Linked DNA regions of Homo sapiens: region 1 is linked to region 2. Evidence: read pairs that join two places in POLR2A ChIA-PET (ENCODE). Cell type or tissue: CD4-positive, alpha-beta T cell. All regions are shown on one strand. Links, peaks and the distances in the headings refer to the core of each region. The heading gives the core; the rest is flanking DNA.

The links. Peaks named below come from ENCODE experiments on the same cell type or tissue, not always from the same donor. Only the 100,000 strongest peaks of a DNase experiment are listed, where the experiment ranks them.
Region 1: POLR2A ChIA-PET joins it to region 2 with 10 read pairs; 3 of 35 experiments call an interaction of 5 or more read pairs at or near these places.

What each region holds. Positions count from the first base shown.
Region 1 is chr13:41,350,261-41,355,644 of GRCh38, reverse strand. NAA16 (N-alpha-acetyltransferase 16, NatA auxiliary subunit) reads right to left here. Exons shown (of 20, transcript NM_024561.5): 10 at 429-501. It also overlaps the pseudogene RNU6-57P. Among named protein-coding and RNA genes, the nearest start is that of NAA16, 42 kb to the right of the region's middle. In CD4-positive, alpha-beta T cell, for the core only: a CTCF peak has its summit at 2,434 (motif pointing left); a DNase peak (open chromatin) is centred at 2,444; H3K27ac peaks cover 1,939 bases.
Region 2 is chr13:41,266,671-41,272,054 of GRCh38, reverse strand. It overlaps a transcript of MTRF1 not described here. Among named protein-coding and RNA genes, the nearest start is that of MTRF1, 5.8 kb to the right of the region's middle. In CD4-positive, alpha-beta T cell, for the core only: no CTCF peak of the experiment used is centred there; no DNase peak of the experiment used is centred there; H3K27ac peaks cover 767 bases.

The DNA of each region.
Region 1 (5,384 bases), core at 62-5,061, 84 kb before region 2:
CAGCCTGGCCAACATGGTGAAACCCCATCTCTACTAAAAATACAACACTTAGGCAGGAGTGGTGGCAGGCGCCTGTAATCCCAGCTACTCAGAAGGCTAAGGCAGGAGCATCAGTTGAACCCAGGAGGCGGAGGTTGCAGTGAGCCAAGACTGTGCCATTGTACTCCAGCCTGGGTGACAGGATGAGACTCCGTCTCAAAAAACAAACAAACAAACAAAAAAACCGCACAAGGTTAACTCCCATCTCATAGGATTATGGAAAATTTAAATTAAGTAAGATTGAAAGTGCTCTCATTTCATTCACCAATTTGAAAGCCATTTATTAAGTAGCCATTAGGTAGCACACACATAATATACATAAAAGAGCATTACTGTGATTAAAAATGAAATGAGTAATCAAATTCCAATTCAATCTAATTTAAACTTACCATATGGGCTAAAAAAGTCACACGTTTTAAGAGAGGCTTCATAATTAGTAACAAGTTCCTGGATTATAGAAACCTGTTAAAGAAACATATTTTTAAAATTTAAAAATATCTTCTTGAAGGTATTTTTACCTATTATGGTTTAAATTACATTTGGAAAATATACAGCTTATTTCAGAACTATAAATTAATTAAAAGACTAGGGTATCTGCTTTGTCCCCATTCCTAACATGAGTATTTCCCCGCTTTGGAGAAGGGGTGGAAAAAAACACAAAATAATGGACATTGCTATATATATGGACCACTCACAAGACAAAAAAAAAAAAAAAAAAATGGACCACTCCTATAAGGGACACATTATATAAATATTCAGATTTTCTAAAATGTCATGCATTGCAAAAAAGTGAAATGATTCAAGGTTTGAAAATAAGTGAAATTAAAAATGACTCTTTTGCTTATTATTGTTAGCAATCCTACAATATAATAATTGTATTGTACTTACTATAATTACGGGGTTTCTTAACCAATTTACTTATCTACCTACTACAAAATAAGGTCTGGTGCTCACTTCAGCAGCACGTATACCAAAATTGGAACAGTAAGAGATTGGCATGGCGCCTGTGAAAGGATGACACACACATTCATGAAGCGTTCTATATTTTAAAAGGAATATTTCTTCATTGTTTTGTGAAAACTGGGGCTTTGACATCTTTATTTTCAGAAAAACAATTATATTTCTCTTATTTCCCTACGCCTCTTTACAAACTAACCAAAATTCACTATGGTTCCCCTCACACTGAAGTGGTCATGTGTCACAAACTCAACAGATTTTTGCATATATGGCTACAAAAGAAACCTCTTCACGCATACCATTTAATATAAGAAGGTATAATTTAATTAGCTTTATTTTGAATCCGGATTACTCCTCATGCCACAAAGACACAGGACAGTGTCCATGAAACCACTGATCATCCTAGACACTAGTCAAAACACAAGGCCAAACTGTAACACTTTTCAGGCCTACATGATAGCTTTCTCACATGATGCTGCAGTATACGGCAGGATCTCTAGTAAAGTTCAATGGACAATGTGGAAATAAGGTAGGACTATACATTAACAGTAAGGAACATGTGTAAATAAGAGAAAAAGCAGAATGTGAAAAAAATTTACACATACTATGACTTCACTAAAACATGTATGTACAGACACCACATACTCAATGAAAATATGACCAGACATTAGGGTAGTAGAAAATGGGTACATTCTTTGTGTTTTCTTTTTTAAAAAACAAAGATTGTTTAATTTAAAAACAATGGTTCTGAAAGTGTTATCTTCAGATCATTAATAATACTGTTAAACATTAGTGTCACCATCATGTGGCAATTTGTTAGAAATATTCTGTACAATCTGTTTTGGGGTGTGTGTGTGTGTGTGTGTGTGTGTGTGTGTGTAAGAGACAGGGTCGCCCTCTGTCACCTAGGCTGGAGTGCAGTGGTGTGATAGTCGCTCACTGTAGCCTTGAACTCCTGTGCTCAAGCAATTGTCCCACCTCAGCCTCCCAAGCAACTAAGACTACAGGCATGTATTACCATGCCCTGATAATTTTTTTTTTTTTTTTTAAGAGACAAAGTCTCACTACATTGCCTAGGCTTGTCTGGAACTCCTGGGCTCAAGCAATCCTCCCGCCTCCACCTACCAAAGTGCTGGGATTACAGGTGTGAGCCACCATGCCTGGCCTGTACAGTCTGTTTTTAACAAGCCGTCTGTAAATTCTGATACACAATTAAGAGTTTGAGAACCACTGATAAAAAAAAAAATTGCAAAGACTTTTTTTTAAGCAAAATTAAAGTTAACAGACATTTTTAATCCACCATAACCTCTCCACCAATCTCACCTAGAATATCTGTAACTTAAAAACCTTTTTTACAAACTTAGAAATTTAGTACTCAAGTTGTTAAACTTATAAAGGCAAATAATTTTTTTTCAGGAACTTGCGCCATCTACTGGTAGTTGCTAAAACTGCAACCAGAGGTGGCTTTTAAAAGGGCGGACGTTTATGCATCTCTAGGGTGAAACCTATGTTTTGTTTTGTTTTGTTTTGTTTTGAGATGGAGTCTCGCTCTGTCACCAGGCTGGAATGCAGTGGCGCGATCTCTGCTCACCGCAACCTCCGCCTCTTGGGTTCAAGCAATTCTCTGCCTTAGCCTCCTGAGCAGCTGGGATTACAGGCACCCGCCACCACACCCGGCTAATTTTTCTATTTTTAGTAGAGATGAAGGGGTGAAACCTATTTTTAAAGAAGTCAGTTTTAACAATAAAGGGTACCACAAAACATACACTGAAGTTACATATAATCCTTCATAAAAGAATATAAATACTTCTGAATAAAACAGATCTCCAGATTCAGAACTTCAAAACAAGATCTGATTACGGGGGAAAAAAGGTAATGGAAAATTCATAGGATATCTCCTACATTTAAAAAAACAACAAAGGGGACTGACCGTTGCGGTTCATTAGGCATACTTCTTGAATATATTTTATATATACATAAATTTTTGTTTTTTTGAGACCAAGTCTCACTCTGTTGCCTAGGCTGGAGTACAGTGGTGTGATCTCAGCTCACTGCAACCTCTGCCTCCCAGGTTCAAGCAATTCTCCTGCCTCAGCCTCCTGAGTAGCTGGAACTAAAGGTGTGCACCACCATGCCTGGCTAATTTTTGTATTTTTAGTAGGGAGGGGGTTTCGTCATGTTGGCCAGGCTGGTCTCCAACTCCTGACCTCAGGTGACCCGCCCACCTAGGCCTCCCAAAGTGCTGAGATTACAGGCATGAGCCACTGTGCCAAGCCAAAATTTATAGTTACTTTATTTTTATTTTTTGAGACGGGGTCTCACTCTCTCACCCAAGCTGGAGTGCAGTGGTGTGAACTCGGCTGCCTGCAACCTCCACCTCCCAGGCTCAAGCCATCCTCCTGCCTCAGCCTCCTGAGTAGCTGGGACTACAGGCATGCACCACCACACCTGGCTAATTTTTGTATTTTTTGTAGAGACGGGGTTTTGCCCTGTTGCCCGGGCTGGTCTCAAACTCCTGAGCGCAAGCGATCTGCCCACCTTAGCCTCCTAAAGTGCTAGGATTACACGCATGAGCCACCAGCCCTGGCCTTATGGTTACTTCTCATTCAGTAATTAAGTGAACAATTTTCTAAATTTTCTATGAAAGTTAATCTAAGAAGTTTTACTCAAGTATAAGACTTATTTCGCTCAAGTTTACTTACCATTTATATTTAATTAGGTAGTGTGTAATATGACAAATTAATATGTAATAGCTATTCTTCTTTAAAATGGTGTTTTGCCTCCATTATTTTAAAGTCAAGAAAGCCAATCCACTTAAGTATCTGAGATCGCAACAAAAACATAAATGGCCACCTTAAATTTTATGGCCCCACATTTTTCTTACAATGTGAAAAATTTTCCAAGTTCAGCCACCTTCTCCTGGTTTACTTTCTTCTAACAGCTACATTAGATCAAGATGGAAGAAGCTTTTTATCTTTGTTAATAAAATCTAACCTAAGATAATACCATAACTGTTATAATTTCCTAAAGTATGTCCTTGGTGACCAGCTTTTCTTATGTAAGAGTTAAAAGAACTCTTCATTAACCTTAAAGACAAAGTCCCACAACATCATAACCGATACACATTTTTTTCGCAATGAAGAGACAAATCACAGGTTTAAAATGTCACTGCAATATGAAAGTTACTAAATTAAGTACACTACTTTACCAGCAAGGACCAAAATTGCTGAATTAGGTTCTGATATAAGCACAATTACTAGTGATAATTTTGGTGCTGAAGGGGCTAGTTACAGAGGTAAACTGTCCAAGAACAATGACAATAAAATAAAAGTAACTACAGAGATGAGGTGTGAGAAGGGTGGGACTTACCATCTAATTTAGAGAGTAAGGGAAAATTACCATTTCTTGAACATATTCAAACCAAGTACTTTACAAACTTTATTATTTAATTAAAACACACACCAATGCTTTACGTATTATTTTCCCCAACTTTATGAAAATACAAATATTCATATTCAAAGCACACGAGCACTGATGTCCAACTTCAATGGAATCAAAGTGTACCAGCCTAGGCAAACCTGGATGTTGACTCATTGAACGTCTTCACTTAAGAGCCTGACACTCACAAACTAATGGCTAAAAAACAAGTACTTTCTAACAGTGAATATGGAAGTCCCAAATCAATGTACACCTCTTCTTAGAGCCTTCAAACATTTTGGGGCTGGGTGCAGTGGCTCATGCCTATAATAATCCCACAGCACTTTCGGGGGCTGAGGCAGGCAGATCACTTAAGCCCAGGAGCCCAAGACCAGCCTGGGCAACATGGTAAAACCCCATCTCTACAAAAAAATACAACAAAAGTTAGCTGGGTGTAGTGGCCCGTGCCTGGAGTCCCAGCTACTTGGGAGGCTAAGGCAGGAGAATCGCTTGAGCCCAGGAGGTGGAGATTGCAGTGAACCAAGATTGCGCCATTGTGCTCCAGCCTGGGCAACGGGAGTGAAACTCTTATCTTAAAAAAAACAAACAAACAAAAAAAAAAAACAAAAAAAAACTGGCAGGGCGCGGTGGCTCAAGCCTGTAATCCCAGCACTTTGGGAGGCCGAGGCGGGTGGATCATGAGGTCAGGAGATCGAGACCATCCTGGCTAACACGGTGAAACCCCATCTCTACTAAAAAATACAAAAAAACTTAGCCAGGTATGGTGGCGGGCGCCTGTAGTCCCAGCTACTCCGGAGGCTGAAGCAGGAGAATGGCGTGAACCCGGGAGGTGGAGCTTGCAGTGAGCCGAGATCACACCACTGCACTCCAGCCTGGGGGACAGAGCGAGACTCCGTCTCAAAAAAAAAAAAAACAAAACTGATTTCCTTTTTTGGCCAGGGAAGTGGGGA
Region 2 (5,384 bases), core at 54-5,053:
GCATGTGTAATGGCAGATGAGAGCTACAAAGTTAGGGGTGGCTGAGCACAGTTTACAGGAAGTGGTCTTGGCTGTGTTTTTTGTTTTTTTCTCCTAGGAAGTTGTTGTTTAAGGATCCTGATTCTAGTTCAGAGCTGCTTTCTAAAGGGTCTTCTCTATTCCTTTTTCTCCTCAAGTTGATCTCAATTCAGCTTGTCTGTGTGCATTTGCATGAGGAAATGAACGGTTGTTTTCACAGGTTAACAGGAGACTGAGTTTTCTCAGTTCCAAAGAAAAAGGGCTTTTGCTCCTCCCAGCAGAATGGCACCCCTGGGTGACCAGGGGCCTTGTGAGAGTGTCTTGTGGGTTGACCCCTGTGATGTGCAGCGGCCCTACTGGAAAATCCCAAACAAAAATTAATTTTTAAACAGGCTCATCCAGGAAATGCACATAAGGGCTGATCACCAGGTGTTTTAAGCCCTCTCGGAGATCTTAGACCTCTGGAGAGAGAAACTAAAACATGAAAGACGATGGAAACGACTCAATGGTGGCACACTGTGTTGTCATGCCCACAAGCAGCACACATCGATCCACTACACAAAAACCCTAGGCCACAGCTCAGTTCCTCCTTTTAAGAAAAAAAGTGGGAAACAAATACTCTAAGAATGAGGAGAAAGCAAGGAGAATGACCCCCTTTTGAGCATTCTGTAGGTTTCATGGCTTCTATACTTGCCAGAGTTTATGTAAAATGGAAGTAGTATGGTCTTTGTGCACATTTACATTAAGGGAAAAGAGCCCTAAGGTCAACCTGCAAACTCTAGAGTTCCTAAGTTCTCTTTTCTATTTTCTTTTCTGCCTGCTTTGAATCTGCTGTTATTTGTCTATTAAAATAAAAACCACTGTTTGGATCCAACAGGTTTTTTGCAAGCCAGTGAATTTGTATTTATCTCATATCTAAAGCTTTGAAGTAAAAGCTATATGGGGTGTGTGTGTGTGTGTGTGTGTGTGTGTGTGTGTGTGTATTTAAAAGGCCTTTGGGCTGGCAGCAGTGGCTCACACCTAGAATCCCAGCACTTTGGGAGGCCAAAGCGGGTGGATGACCTGAGGTCAGGAGTTCGAGACCAGCCTGGCCGACATGGTGAAACCCCATCTCTACTAAAAATCCAAAAAATTAGCCGGGCATGGTGGCGCATGCCTGTAATCCCAGCTACTTGAGAGGCTGAGGCAGAATAGCTTGAACCAGGGAGGCAGAGGTTACAGTGAGCTGAGATCACACCATTGCACTCCAACCTGGGCAACGAGAGTGAAATTTCGTCTCAAAAAAAAATTAAATTAAAAAATAAAAAATAATAAAAAGCCTTTATAATTTATATAGTTTTATGTTTAATTAGCAATTACATTCATTTTAATTTTTCTCTAGCATGTCAGACTTTTTCTCTCTGTACCTTATCATGTAAATTTTGCTGTTTGATTTTCACCTAAGTTGTTTCCTTCAATATGCAAATTTAAAGCTATTTAGCTAACAACTGCCTAGGGTAGTGAGACAGGTTATCAAGAATTTGAAAGTATAAGAGAAAAAAAGCTGTTCATGAATCTGTAAGATGTACTTCTATCAGCATCCCTAATATGTCTATGTATTTATGTGTTATGTACACAATGTTTCACTACTGAAAATGTCTAAAAGAGCTCTAATTAATTAACTGAAGAAAATAAAAATATGTGAATCAAATATTTTAATCAGGAAAAAAGACTAGTTAAATGCTTTTTCAAGTTTACATAACTTAAGTAAAATCTTTAATAAATAAGCTAGTTTTAAAATTATTGGTAATGTTAGAAATGTCATAAAAATTGCCAACATAAATTTTTGTTTGCATTTATTAATCAAGAAATTTCATAATTATCCTAACCAAATACTATAAAGTTTCAAAATTTTGCATAGGGGTTACAAAACTATAAACCCAGCCCAAGATAGAATAAACTTTGCTTATGTAATTTTTAATAAACAAGACATTGATATTGGTTTAATGGAAATAGCTACATCTTAAATTTAGTAAGATTACTATAATTTCTAATCTTGTGGCTTTAGGCAGTCTAGTCCACAGGCAGTAAAGTTTGTTTTGGGAAAGGACTGTTATCTTTGTTTCAAAGCTAAACTATAAACTAAGTTCCTCCCAAAGTTAGTTTGGCCTACGCTCAGGAATGAACAAGGACAGCCTGGAGGTTAGAAGCAAGATGGAGTCAGTTAGGTCAGATCTTTTTCACTGTCCCAGTTATAATTTTGCAATGGCAGTTTCATAACTTTAAATCATGACTATCATAGTTTTCATAACTAAAATAGGTAAATGATTAAAATAAAATAATTAGGTAAATGTAATGGGATAAATGTAGAAAAACTCATAATTTAGAATATAAAATTATATTAAATTAAATAATAGATATTTTGTTATTTGGGTATTTTCTAACAAAAATATATTGTAGGAAAACATTCTAATAATAAAGTGTGTCCTTTTTAAAAAAGTGAACAATTTTTGTCTAATTGAAAGCTTATTTAAAGGTTTTGTACAAAATAAGGTAAAAGGGCTGGGCGTGGTTGCTCATTCCTGTAATCCCAGTACTTTGGGAAGCCAAGGCAGGCAGATCACATGGTCAGGAATTCAAGACCAGCCTGGCCAACATGGTGAAACCCTGTCTCTACTAAAAATACAAAAATTACCTGGGTGTGGTGGCGCACACCTGTAATCCCAGCTACTTGGGAAGCTGAGGCAGGAAAATTGCTTGAACTCGAGAGGCAGAGGTTGCAGTGAGCCGAGATCAAGCCATTGCACTCCAGTCTAGGTGAAAAGAGTAAAACTCCATCTCAAAAAAAAAAAAAAAAACCAAAAAAAAAAAACAAGGTAAAAGGAACCAGGAAATAAGAGAGATGTAAAGGAAGTTATAAAAATAAAGAGGTTTTGTTTTTGGTAAGAAAGCTTAAAGAGAAATAATTTTATATAAGAAACAATCTTGTATGGTAAATTTAGTTCTAGACTAAAATGACTGGTTTTAAAAAAAAAAAAAAAGGGATGGTCACGTCAAACCAGAAAGTCCAAGCATGTCATGAATGGTCTGTGTAAGTCACAAGAATAGGATTTATAAGAAAAAAACTGAAAACTTTTATATGATCAAGTTATCTAAAATTAATGAGAAATTATAATGGTCTCTCCAGGGATTGGGCTTGATGTAAAAAAAGAAAACACTTATACACTAAATAATTAGAACAATAATATTAATTTTCTTAAGGGATTGATTTACTCAATAAATTACAGGAGATTATAGTTTTCTTAACAGAAAGTTCAACTTTTATTGCATCTTGTTTTTGGTTTTCTCTCCCCTTTTAAAGGACGTGAAATAGGAACACTCTTCTTCAATTCATTTTCAGCTCATATAAGTTTTGTTTCCCCTTGAGTTCTGTTTGTTGTAGCCTGATGCTAAAATGTTTTCTTAAAGGTCTAAAGGAAATGTTTTCTTTTTCTTTTCTTTCATTTTTTTTTGAGACAGAGTCTTGCTCTGTCACCCAGGCTAGAGTGCAGTGACGTGATCTCAGCTTGCTGCAATCTTCACCTCCCAGGTTCAAGTAATTCTCCTTCCTCAGCCTCCCGAGAATGACTTACGATGATCTGTGATATCAAATGTTTTTAAACCTTCGATATTTGACAAACTTTCTAAAATCAAATTATAAATTAAGTCTTTTTTTGATCTAATTAATCCTTTAAGATATTGGTTTCCCTAAAGTCCAAAAATGACATAATTTGGCTTATTTGGTATAAAAATTACACAGGAAGCATTGTCAAATATGAAATGGTGTGTGGTTACTCCCATACCATTACTATCTGCCTAAGTGATTTCTTCTTAATTCCTGAATCAATAGCATTTCTGATGTTAGAATTATAAGGCTTTTGTTTAAGGATTAATTTACATCCCCATTGCTCTTATAGATAGGATCTCTGATGTTAGAATAATAAGAAATTTGTTTAAGAATTGCTTAATATGGTTTTCAGAGCCTGAATTTCAGTGGAATAGCTGATGCCAACCGGTTTGAAGATGCTGGGCAACATGATGAAACCCCTTCTTTACAAAAATACAAATAATAATAATAAGATTAAAATAAAAATTAGAAATCCTAGAAATTGTTCAGAAAGCAAGCTTTTTAATTTGATCGCCATTTTTTTTTTTCAACAGTTTCTCACTCTGTCACCCAGGCTGGAATGCAGTGGTGAATCACAGCTCAGTACAACCTTGACCTCCCAGGCTGAAGTGGTCTTCCCATTTCAGCCTCCAAAGTAGCTGGGACCAGAGGCACACAGAACCACACCTGGCTAATTTTTTTATTTGTAGAGGTGAGGTCTTGCCATGTTGCCTAGGCTGGTCTCAAACTCCTGAGTTCAAGCAATCTTCCCACCTTGGCTCCCTAAAGTGCTGGGATTACAGGTGTGAGCCACAGCGCCTGGCTTTTTATCACTTTTTTACTTTAGAAAAGTTTTTATTTTTCCTTTTAAAAATGACAAAGCAAAGACAATCAATAGCTGAGAGGTTCTAGCTAATCAATGAAGAATGAGTAATAAAATATCACCATTTTGCCACACCTAGTGAAAAAATGGATCTAGGCAATGAAGAGCTTCTAATATTTTAAAAGACATAACTTTTAAGAGACTCCCATAAGCAAAGTACACATAACCACAGAGCATAACCACAGCTATGAAGTAGTTTTGCCAAAAACAATTTAAACCTGAATTTGATCAAGTTTCTAGACCAGTTTACAGGAGATACAGGGAACAAAGGACACATTATATACCACAAGTCTAGAAAAATCTTAACTGTGTGAAACTCCTCAGGGCTAAGGATCCAGTTTCTTCAACAAATACATTGCAAGGAAAAAAAAAGAAGAAAAGGAGAATCTAAAGATTAAAATAAACCAACAATATAACAACCAATTGCAATCTATGTACTTTATTTGAATCCTGATATTAACAAACAAAATGCCACAAAAAAGAGAAAAAAAATCTGACACAGGGAAATTTGTTTTTTTTTTTTTTTTTTTTTGAGACAGAGTCTCGCTCTGTTGGCCAGGCTGGAGTGCAGTGGCCCCTGATCTCAGCTCACTGCAAACTCTGCCTCCCAGGTTCACACCATTCTCCTGCCTCAGCCTCCCAAGTAGCTGGGACTACAGGCGCCTGCCACCACGCCCGGCTAATTTTTTTGTATTTTTTTAGAAGAGATGGGGTTTCACCGTGTTAGCCAGGATGGTCTCGATCTCCTGACCTCGTGATCCACCCACCTCGGCTCCCAAAGTGATGGGATTACAGGCGTGAGCCACTGCGCCCGGCATCACAGGGAAATTTGAACACTGACTGGACATTAGATAATAT